Regions from separate parts of the Mus musculus genome. Here region 2 is linked to region 1. The links are chromatin contacts, found by POLR2A ChIA-PET in ENCODE. All regions are on one chromosome and are shown on one strand. Each heading gives the region's core, a stretch centred on a gene start or an enhancer-like site at or near the end of the contact. The rest is flanking DNA. Distances are from core to core; before and after follow the strand shown. Region 1 holds the start of Nid2 (nidogen 2). Region 2 holds the start of Kcnk5 (potassium channel, subfamily K, member 5).

Evidence for each region. ChIA-PET counts read pairs that join two places held with the same protein, here RNA polymerase II (POLR2A).
Region 2: POLR2A ChIA-PET joins it to region 1 with 10 read pairs in embryonic stem cell. The contact joins the promoter of Kcnk5 here to the promoter of Nid2 in region 1. POLR2A ChIA-PET finds 5 or more read pairs at or near these places in 3 of 5 experiments (Patski and embryonic stem cell).

The regions. Positions count from the first base shown.
Region 1 is chr14:19,748,507-19,754,156 of GRCm38, forward strand. It overlaps Nid2 (nidogen 2), which reads left to right and starts at 2,751. Exons shown (of 21, transcript NM_008695.2): 1 at 2,751-3,059; 2 at 3,735-4,043. The coding sequence starts at 2,832.
Region 2 is chr14:20,179,122-20,184,398 of GRCm38, forward strand. It overlaps Kcnk5 (potassium channel, subfamily K, member 5), which reads right to left and starts at 2,661. Exons shown (of 5, transcript NM_021542.4): 1 at 2,146-2,661. The coding sequence starts at 2,331.

The sequences.
Region 1 (5,650 bases), core at 1,501-4,000:
GTTATGCTAGAGCCTTGCATTTATGCTTCATTTTCAGAACCAAATTGTGATGGTGAGCCTGTAAGGTCGAGGATCAGGTCATGACAGCTAGGGTAAGCTTTCGGGAATATTGCATGAATGAATGAGAGACTGATGAAAACCGGAGAACAGTAGTGGGTGGGTTGCTAAGCAGCTTGGTAAAGAGGATTACAAATTAGGTCTGATTAGTAGAAAAGGTGGCAGAGAAGAATGTTGTTCTAGGCCAACAGAGCTGGGCCCTAGTCCCAGGGTGGCTTGCTTGGCTTCACCCACTCAACAAATACTCCTTGAATACTCTAGGCACCGTGACAGGCTCAGAATAAGACAAAATTTCTTCTCCCAAAACATACTGATGGTGGCTAATCAGACCAGGGGAGAGATGTGGAAAGAGAGACCACCACGGTAAGCGTGGTGGAGCAAGAAGAGGCTTCTAGATCTGGCTGTTTTCCAGGAAAGCTTTCTGAAGACTATTGCTTCATGTCTTGAGGGATGCAAAGGGTCATTTATGGATTGGTGGGGACACTTATCCACCATAGGGAAGGGGACTAGTGTGTGAGCTATTCTGCGTCATGAAATATAGGAGGTGCCATTTGAGAGCCGATGGCACAGCCAGAGATGAATCAAGAGAAGTAACCTAAGTTACTTTGCAAAGTGAAAATGCCATTGAATCAGTAAAATCTTCGGTTGAGGGTAGAAGTTTAGAGATTAGACAAAACTGGGTTTAAAGAAAAGCTCTGATGCACACCAGTCATGTGGCAATAATCACTTAAAACAACAAACAAACAAACAAACAAACCACTGCCCAAGCTTAGTCTCCTTAGCACAGTGTCCTGCTGATTTGCTTGTCTATTACATCCAGCAACTCCTCTCAAATCAAATGTCTTAAGACAACAGATATTTAGTAATTCTCGGGGTAATTAATTCTTAATCAAGAATCTGTTGTGGCTTAACTGAGTGAGGCCTTCGCTTCAAGGGTCTATCATATGGCTGCAACCAAAGTCAGCCAGGGCTGTGGTGCTATCTCAAGACTCCACTAGCTCACCTACATGACTCTTAGCAGAATCTGGTTCCTTACTGGCTGGTGACCAGAGGCTGTCTGGAGTTCTTTACTCTGCATTGCTCTCCAAATGCAGTAGATGGCTTCCTCAGAACCAGTGGAGAGATGGTGTTGGCTGGCACGACAGAAAAGCCACTGAAGTGAATTCTCATCACTATGGCCCCCATTCTGTTGGTGAGAATACACAGGCTAGCCCACCTTCCTGGGAGGCTGGGTGATTTTACAAGGGAGGAAACACTAGGAAATCAGGCTGTGGGGATTCCGTCTTGGAATTTGGTTTGCCACTAATTTGTAGGACAGACCTCCAGTCAAAGTTAGCTGCTATTGTTATGCTGAATGGAGGAGATGTGCCGAGCCTGAGGAAGAATCCATGAAGGATGGAAGAGGTGACCTTGAACAAGTCAAATAATCTCACATCTTTGAGACACCATTTTGTCCTCAGCAAAATGTAAATATTTGGTCCCAAGAGGAAAAATGAGAAAAAAAAAATGTGCAAACTTGAGTTTGTTTTGTGTAAGAGCAAACATACCCCTCTCCAGCTAGAGGGAGCAAACTGCTGTGGGCCTTTTTTGTTGTGTTGATTCAGAGTCTTTCAGTCTGGTGTCTTCAAGAAGTTTTAGTATTTGGCCCCATGGGTCTTTAAGAATTACATAGCTGGATAAACACAAAGAGAAAGCTCTGTTTGAGAGTCCTATATCTTTAAGTTTTTTTTTAAACTACCTTTGCTTCTAAGGAGCCTGTGGGGGATGGGCCAAGCCGAGAGAAAACGGACTGTACGTGGGAAATTTCACCCTCCTGATAATAAAATAGTAATAAAATCTCATCCGGCTCCCAGAGGGGATGTTTATGATGGAGGGGGTTCCCCAACACCGGCACAGCTGCTTTCCAGGTTGTAAGGTTTCCCATCCTGCAGGGCAGCTCGGGTTACCGACTCTGTGGCCTCCCGCTAGGGCAGTTCCTAAACTCCCAGGCTTTGGGAGAAACACTCAGTGGTTCCGCCCCGGCGCCTGGCCGCCTCACTCCAGGCTCCAACTCAAGGGGGTCACACAAAGTAGGATTCACCGTCTGCTGAAGGGTGGTTTCCCCCAGGGAAGGCAAACAGCTGGGGAGGACATTTCAGAGGGTGGCAGTGTCCTTACAAAGGTTAGCCAGCGCTTGGGGATAGAATTTAGGAGTCAGCCTTTCACAAAGGCATGCTTCTCAGCAGGAAATTTGGGTGGGGCGGAGCAGCCCCCGGATGGAGACAAAGCTCCTTTGATTCTTTATCCGAGGGCCAGGCCTCTAGCGAGAGGGGTACCCCGGACCCTAGGGCAGGGCGCGAACTCCAGTGTGTTCATTACCCTCCCTCGCTCTGCCAACCCAGTGCGCACAGTCGCTCCTGCCCAGAGCTGCACGCGCGCCGAGGGTCCTGCCAGCCCTTGAGGTCACCTCCTGCAGCGTCGTAGCCTACACTGGAGAGTTGGGGGTAGCCCAGGAGTAGTTGGGACAGCCTAGACCAGACCGGGCCAACGGCCTCACCTTCCAGCCCGGCCACTCCAGCAAACTACAGCAGTCTTAGAAAACCTAATGAGAACCACATGTAGTGGCCGCTGGCGAACTTTCTCAGAGTCGCTGATTGGTCAGTGGCCGAGAGCTGTAGCCAATCAGCGCGCTGGGCGGGCCCGTATTGCGGACCAGAGGTCCAAGTTGGAGTCTGGCGGGCAGTGTGGCCCGCAGAGACTTGCGGAGTGGAGGGCAGAGCCAGGGAGGAGTGAGCATGTTTCGGGACCCGACAGCCGGGTGGCTAACACCGCCATCACCGCTATCGCTGCTGGTGATGCTGTTGCTGCTGTCGCGAGTCGGGGCTCTGCGTCCCGACGAGCTCTTTCCTTACGGGGAGTCGTGGGGAGACCAGCTGCTGCCGGAGGGCGACGACGAAAGCTCAGCAGCTGTGAAGCTGGCAATACCCCTGCGTTTCTACGATGCCCAGTTCAGCAGCCTCTACGTAAGTTCAGCTCCCGGAGGTGCGCGGTTGGGTGTGGGACTCTTAGCTTCTTCCCAGGGAGTGGAACAACCTCCATGTTTAACTGTCGTCCCCTCTGGGGACCAGGCTTAGCAGCGGCGCTGCAACTTCTTGATCCTTACTGTGGAGGAATAAGGATCGTTTCAAGGGCGAGCTGGAACCGTGCCCCTCTACTTTGACATTCTAGGCAGGAAGATGAAGTTAAGGCTGCGAGTGGGGTTTGCGTTTAGGGCGGTGGGGGGGGGGGGACTGTGCACGCCGGCAGAGCTATCTTAAGGGCGAGCAATACTGGAGAAAGATGGACCGGTTCGAGAGCAGCCGCACCTGTGGGTCGCAGTGCACTGGAGGGTGAGATAGGAGCTTGCTACCCTGGATGTGGCTCAACCTTGATTGGAGTAGAAATATTTTCTACAATAGGTGGACGGTAGGTGCGTACGACTGGAGCACGGTGGCTGCCCTTGGGCTTGAGCGACCACCACTATTTTGACCTTTTAAAAATATTAAAAATGTTGGGGATTCACGTGCCACCTCGTGTGTATGAAGATCAGAGAACTGGCTTTTTCTTCCACCTTGTGTCCTAGAACTCAAGTCGTCGGGTTTGACGGCAAGGTGCCCTTACCTGCTGAACTGTCTCACCGCCCCTTGGTCTTATTGTAGGTGGGCACCAACGGCATCATCTCCACCCAGGACTTCCCCAGGGAGACTCAATATGTAGATGATGATTTTCCTACTGACTTCCCAGCCATCGCCCCTTTCCTGGCTGACATCGACACTAGTCACAGCAGGGGCCGGATCCTGTACCGCGAGGACACCTCCGGAGCTGTGCTGAGCCTGGCTGCCCGCTACGTGCGCACTGGCTTCCCGCTGTCGGGGTCCAGCTTCACCCCCACCCACGCCTTCCTGGCCACCTGGGAGCACGTGGGCGCCTACGAGGAGGTCAGTCGCGGGGCTGCGCCGTCAGGAGAGGTAAGTGAGGGATACCCTGCAGCTGAATAAATTAAAGGGACGGCCTGAATTTTGTGTTGGATCTAAGGCTTTGACTAGGAGTTTCTTCCCTTGATCAGGCGTTGAACTGGATGAAACCAGTGCTTAGGCAGCTTGTGAGTGAAGTCTATTTATTGTCTCTGGGGGCATTCTAAGGCTCTCCTAAGTGGCTAAGTCGGCTTAGTGAAATGAGGGACTAAGGCTCAGATACCAAGAACCACCTATAAGTACACAAATATTTCTAATGATAGGTTCATTGAAGGGAAAAAATGGAAAATTGAGGAAGTTTTCAAAAGGAACAACCTCTTATTTTCCTACCACTGTTAATTAATTAATTAATTAATTAATTTTTTTGGTATGAGTTGGGCGTGGCAGCACATGCATTTAATTCCAGCAGAGGCAAGCAGATCTCTGTGAGTTCGAGGCCAGCCTGGTCTACAAAGTGAGTTCCAGGACAGTGAGAATCCACAGAGAAACCGTGTCTGGACAAACCAAAAGTAACCCATATTTTGTATGTACATTCCCAGCTATTGCTTTAGCATATTCTTGCCATTAGCAATGGTGGGTTCACAGTGCCCATAATACTGTTTCACTTGCTTCTTCTGCTGGATTGTATACTCTTGAAAGTGTGATTCTGTAACATTGAAACAGCTGTATCAGACCTCCCCCAGTGAACTTATGACCCTTCCTAGGGATCATTAAGGTTGCTCCCGTGTTTTTATTATAATCAGTACTATACAACACTTTTCAAGGTTTTTATTTTATTCATATGTGTGTCTCTCTCTGCTGGTGTTGGTAGGGCTAGAAGAGGGCTTAGATTCCCTGCAGTTAGAGTTGTTACTTACAGGCAGTTGTGAGTGGCTTGACTGAGTGTGGCTTGACTGATTGCATACAGGGATTTGAGCTAGCATACTGACAGGACTACATGTGCTCTTAGCTGTGGAGCCACCTCTCTAGCACCTCTCTAAAGCCAACACTGTCTTAGCTGACATCCCAGGAAAGTAGAGAAGGATGCCACACACTTCTTAGCAAGCTCCTTGTAGCTTTCCCCCACATTGCCTTTGTAACAGTTTGCATACTTCTGTCTGCAGGAGACTGTTTTGCAGTTTAGCTAGAGAAAGCACCAAAAACTCTGCTCCTAGCTTTGGTCTTAGCAACATGTGAAGTGGGCAATGGTTGGTCAGGGTAGCTTGCCTCATTCCTGGTGTAGGTAGAGACAGAGTCCTCTTGTGAAATTCCACCTGGGTGTATAATGGCATAGGAGCAAAACCATGTTTGCTTTAACTCCTAGTGTTTCTTGACTACAGAAGTGATATCATCCCTAAGAGGTTTAAAGCTTGCCCATTGTCCCTGTCACACGGACAATGGTTGTGATTGTTCCATGTTCTTAAAGGAAAAGACATGTTTTCTTAAAGTCTGCACTAGCAGAGATCTAGAAATAAACATTATTTGAATTTAGTTTCTTTTTCTTTTTTTGGTTTTTTGAAACAGGGTTTCTCTGTATAGTCCTGGCTGTCCTGGAACTCACTTTGTAAATCAGGCTGGCCTTGAACTCAGAAATCAGCCTGCCTCTGCCTCCCAAGTGCTGG
Region 2 (5,277 bases), core at 1,411-3,910, 430 kb after region 1:
TTTTTTCCTTAAACCAATTTCCTGAGGCCTGAGGCAGCGCCCCAAGTCACAGATCAGAAAGCCGAGAGAGGCAGATTTTTGCAGATTAAGCTGAGGCTGGCAAATGCTTTCATTGGTCCATTTTCATTTCTTGGGTTTTTTCCTTTGAAAAGAGGGAACTTGCCCAGTTGACAAGGTTGTTCTTTTTTTCACTGGGGAGGGTGTGTGTGACAGACTGTCCTTGTTCATTCAAGCAAGCATCTAGAATCTTCTCCAAATCACACTGGCCTGATGTTGCTCAAATTCTTTTTTCTAAAAGTTACCTGTCCACTTTGGGGGTGGAGGTACTGCTGACAGACAAGACCTTAAAATAAAGGGCATTTTGTTTTTTCAAACACCCTACAGAAACCACTTGACCTGTAAAGCCACCGCACCAGATGTACCAGGCTGCATAGCCCCTAAACACTGCCCCCACCCCTTCTCCTTGGGTTTTGAAGTTTATTTTCCCACATTTAGCCTTGAATTCTTTCCTTCCTTCCCCTGCCACGGAGGAGGAGGAGCAGCAGGGAGGGGAGACTTCGAGGGCAGCTGGAGACTTATCATCCTCTCCTCCCCCTCCCCTAAACAAAGCCCCCAGAGCAAACTACACACACACACACACACACACACACACACACACACACACACACAAAACTCTCCTCCAGAGATCCTGTCAGGGCTATCACAAACTGACCACCTTCTTCCTCCTCAGCACACCCAGATGCAGCAGACGGGTATGTGGATCTTTCCAGAACCCCCTGGAAGAACAGCTGTCTTTTGAAACTCACCACTAGCATCACTATCACGTAACCTTCCACGCCCAGCCCCTAAACATAGGGGACAGGTCTACTCAAAAGCAACAACACACCTAGTGGTGTAAACCTGCTGAGGGCAACTCTCTGATGAGCCCATGATCTCTCGGGCACCTAAAATGTTTCTGTGAATGTCCATCTGAAATTAGGAGGTAGTACCAATAGGATGTGTTTAGGTTTTCTCAGTTGTCAATGGTACAATAGTTCAGGGCAGGACAAGGATGAAGACAGGTTTGTTCCCATTTGACAAAACAGGTAAATGAGGCTGGAAAGTGAGAGGCATGAGACAAGTGGAAAGAAGTGGGGGCTGATGTCGATCAGATCTATAATGATTTGAACAGTCTACCCCTGCTCCAGTTTAATCCTACCATTATTGTTAGAAGGCCAGGAACAGGATGGATGGATGCTTGGGGCTGAGCCCTCAAGAAACAGAGAAGAACCTCTGACCCTAAGTTGGCTCAAGGTTCCAGTTGAGATGGTCAGCCAAGTTTACCATGGTGAGGTCAATGGTCTACTGGGTGTGTGCATTCTCAGATAAGTGACTCCACAAGCTAACATCAGGGAAACATCCCCTCACCCACACTATCCTCGCTCCCTAAAAGGGCACTACCTGAATTTGGGTGTTCGTTTGTGCAACCTGCTGTTTTGACAAAGCTTAATTCCGAGTCCTTGAGGGATGGCTCAGCTTGCTAAGACTTCATGGAAGCCTGGGACCGTCCCGAACATTCCAGCCACAGACCTTCCTCCGAGGCACTTAGGATATGTCCGAGCTCCCTGCCCCACTCAAAGTGCAGCAACTGGCGGGTGTGTTTTTGCTCACACCAGGTCTGGGGGCCCTCTGCTGTATTCAAGTTTAGAAAGGTCGAGCGGGCGCGGCAACGGCCCTGGAGCGGGAGGTGGTGACGCGAGGGGTGGCACCCGGCTCTGCTCCCGGACTCCGGGAGCGTCTCCAAGGAAAGATAAACTCCTTTATCCGCCCCACAGCCTCCCTCCAAAGAGGGAGGCACCCGCACACCCACACTAAGCCACCGCGGGGCCCAGTTCATCCTGGAGTCAACCCCAAGTTCTCTCGGAACTTACTAGGTACTGACCAAGTCTGCGCGCGTGGGGGAATCTCCCTGTCCCTAGACGAAAGACACAGATCTTTGCGACCTGACACCTGATGAGGCATTTTCTCCCGCCACCCAGGGACTTCTGGTTGGGACTGGGGGGTGGGGGGTCGTCTTAAACTGTAGGAGGGAGTATCCCCTTCAATACCGCTATAGTCCCAACAGCTTCAGATGCATGTGGAGGATTCTGGCGACCGACGGCTCACCTGTAGGATCTTGTCCAGTCCCTCCTGACTCAGGCACGGAAACTCCTTGAGTAGATGCAGTTTCTGTGTATAGTAGTTTTTCTTGGCCTCCTTCCAGTGTGGCTCCTCCAGCACTTCGAAGATCGCTGCCCCGATGGCCAGGTAGAATATGATGGCCGAGGTGAGTAAAGGACCCCGGTCCACCATGACTCTGGAATGGCCACCTCCTGGAGAAAGAGTCCCCTAATTCCAGCAGCTCCGGGTTCACTCGTCCTGCAGCCCTGGACACAGCTGTTTGAATTTGGAGCTCCGCATGCGCAGTGCCCGGTACCCCCGCGCGCCGCTCCCGGGACAGTTGCTTGGCCAAGTTGGCTCCCTGAACGCGGGGAACTGCGTGGATCACGTTCTCACAGGCCAGGGTGAGCGCACATCAAAAGGGGGTTGGGGCCACCCCAATCTCTCGATCCTGAAGGGTAGGGTGAAACTCAGGACCCACACCAGCAGACACGTGTGCCGCCTCTGCGCGCGCGACAGTACGCCCAGCGCGCCTCCGCAGGGCTCTTTAAGCAGCTCTCAGCCCGCCCGCTCGCGCCAGACCCTGAAAGGGGTGGAGTCCATTCGGAACCCGCCCCTGGCCCCGCCCAGCGCGCCTGAAGTCATTACACCAAACACCGGGTTCTCCAAGCTCCAGGCCAAGGCTTCATGGCCCCACCAGACTTCCAGGAGCCACACAGTCGCGGGATTTGCGGTCTGCGGGACTCCAGTTGCGTATTAGAAATCGATATAATTCGCTAAAACGGTCATGCACCTTACTGCTGAGGTCAGAAATACATTGCCAGTGTTACTATCACATCCAGATGTTTCCCCAATTATTCCTGGGGCTCACACACTTACTTATCTGACCCGAGTAAGGAGATTGGATCTGAATTAGGATTACTGGGAATTAATCCCAACCACAAATGGGTGAAGAACCCATCCCAGGTCATCTGTGTTCGCGACACTTCTGAGAGAGGCGACAGACAGCCACACCCACATTACAAGGACCTCTTCCTTACTCCCAAGCCTGCTTAAAATTACAACACCACTTCCCCCTTACCCACCCCAGCTGGAATATCTACTGGAGAGACTAGAAATGCTTTCCACTCGGTGATGCATTTATCCACAGGCCTGTTAATAGCGATAAACACTCAGACCAGGTGTGGTGGTAGTGTGCACATTTAGTCCCAACTAGAGAGGTATACCAACTTTGTCTACATAGGGAGTTCTAGGCCAGCCAGGCTACACAGTAAAACCTTCTCTCAAAAATAAACAAATACTTGATAATAGGCAGAAGATGTGAATACATCTGTCAAAACTCGTCTGAGTTACTCCTCACTCTGCTTGCTTCTCTGAGCATTTATAAACCCTGGGCAGACGACATGTTTTTGTATCGTAATCGGGGGTTTGTCGTTAGATCTACTTTCCAGGAAAGAAATGGAAGCTAGGCAGAGCCATTTGGGCAGCCTCCACTGTCTCAAGTCAGGGGTGCTGACTTGTGTGCCAGAGCCACAGCCTGCCCCTGACCTCTGTGGCAGCAGATGCAACAGAGGCCAGAGTCCCTGGCACTACCCCCTCCCCAGGGCCTTTTCCTTCTGTGGGTGATTAATCGTCACAGGCCGAGAGTTGCAAGAAGGTTGTCTGTGGCTCTTGAAATCTTGCTGCATCTGCAGAGCTAAGGATGGCTCCACACTGCTGATCAGTCAATCATTTAGATAGGGTCTCCCTGTGTAGCTCTGGTTATCCTGGACCTCGCTATGTAAACCAAGCTGACTTTGAACTCACAAAGATCCACTCCCTACACTTCCCAAGTGCTGGAATTAAAGACATGGCCACCACCTCTGGCCTTCAATTGTTTGTAGCTCTTGTTTGAAGATTGTGAACATGCCCTGAGGGAGAAGTCTGAGCAGGAAACCGAGAAAACTCAGGTTTCTAGGGCAGGAGAGATGGCTTGTCAGTTAAGAGACTGACAGCCCTGTCTCGAAAAACCAAAAAAAAAAAAAAAAAAAAAAACAGAGAGAGACTGACAGCTATTACAGAGGACAGAGTCTCATTTTCCCTGTAACTCCAGTTCCAGAGTATCCAATGCCTCTTCTGAGCTCTGTGAGCACACACACACACACATAATATATGTATATATGAAAATTCAGGCTTTCTAACTTTGTGTCCCAGTGCCTGCTTCCTTCCTCAGGGTACTTCCATACAAGGCTTGCCCTGGGCCAGGCCGCAGGATGATGCTTTTCCACTACACAGCAGCAGGCCTCGTTGCCTGCCCTAAACAGATTTTTCTCTACCTTTCTGTAACACCTTCTCTCTCCAATATTCCCGATGTGGTCTGAACCCCAATCTCACAGCCTTCAACTGGCTGTGGGGGCCACCAGACTTCTGTCCCAAGCATGCCCAGACCTTTTCATGGCTGGAGCTCACCCCCCTAGTTATAAGGTCGGGGGCTGCATGGGGTGTGAACACTTCAATCAACATGTGGAAAGCAGCGGTTAGGCGATCGATCACATGATTCTCCTGAAAATTCTCTGCCATTTCACTTCCCTGGCAGCTGAACTCTTCCTGGGAAGGAAAGGGGCCTCTCTCCCCTTATTTCCACTTCACTGCCTCACAAAACACACTGAAGCATACAGTAAGATGAATTGATCTTTATTCAAAGTGCTCTCTCTCTCTCTCTTTCTCTCAGTATATGCATGCATGGAGGTCAGAGGTCAGCCTCAAGTGCCATTCCTTAGGTATTCTCCACTTATTTTGTTTATTTTTATTTATGTGTCAGCGTGGGCCTTTGTGAGTGTATGTGCAGCATGTGTGTGCAGGAGCCCATGGAAGCCAGAAAGGGCACTGGATTCCCTGGAACAGGCAGTTGTAACCTCCATGTAGATGCTAGGAACTGAACTCAGTTCCTCCGCAAGAGGCCCCAGCTTCACTCTTTGAGACAGGCCCCGGCTGCCCTGAAGCTGGAGGACTGGGTTAGGCTGGCTGGACAATAGGCCCCAGAGACCATCCTCTCCAGACTCCTCAGCACTGGAATTCAATATCTAACTACTTCCTGCTCCTCATCTAGCCATGGGACCTGGGCACTGAGCTCTGTGCCTTATGTGTGTGCGCACGCAT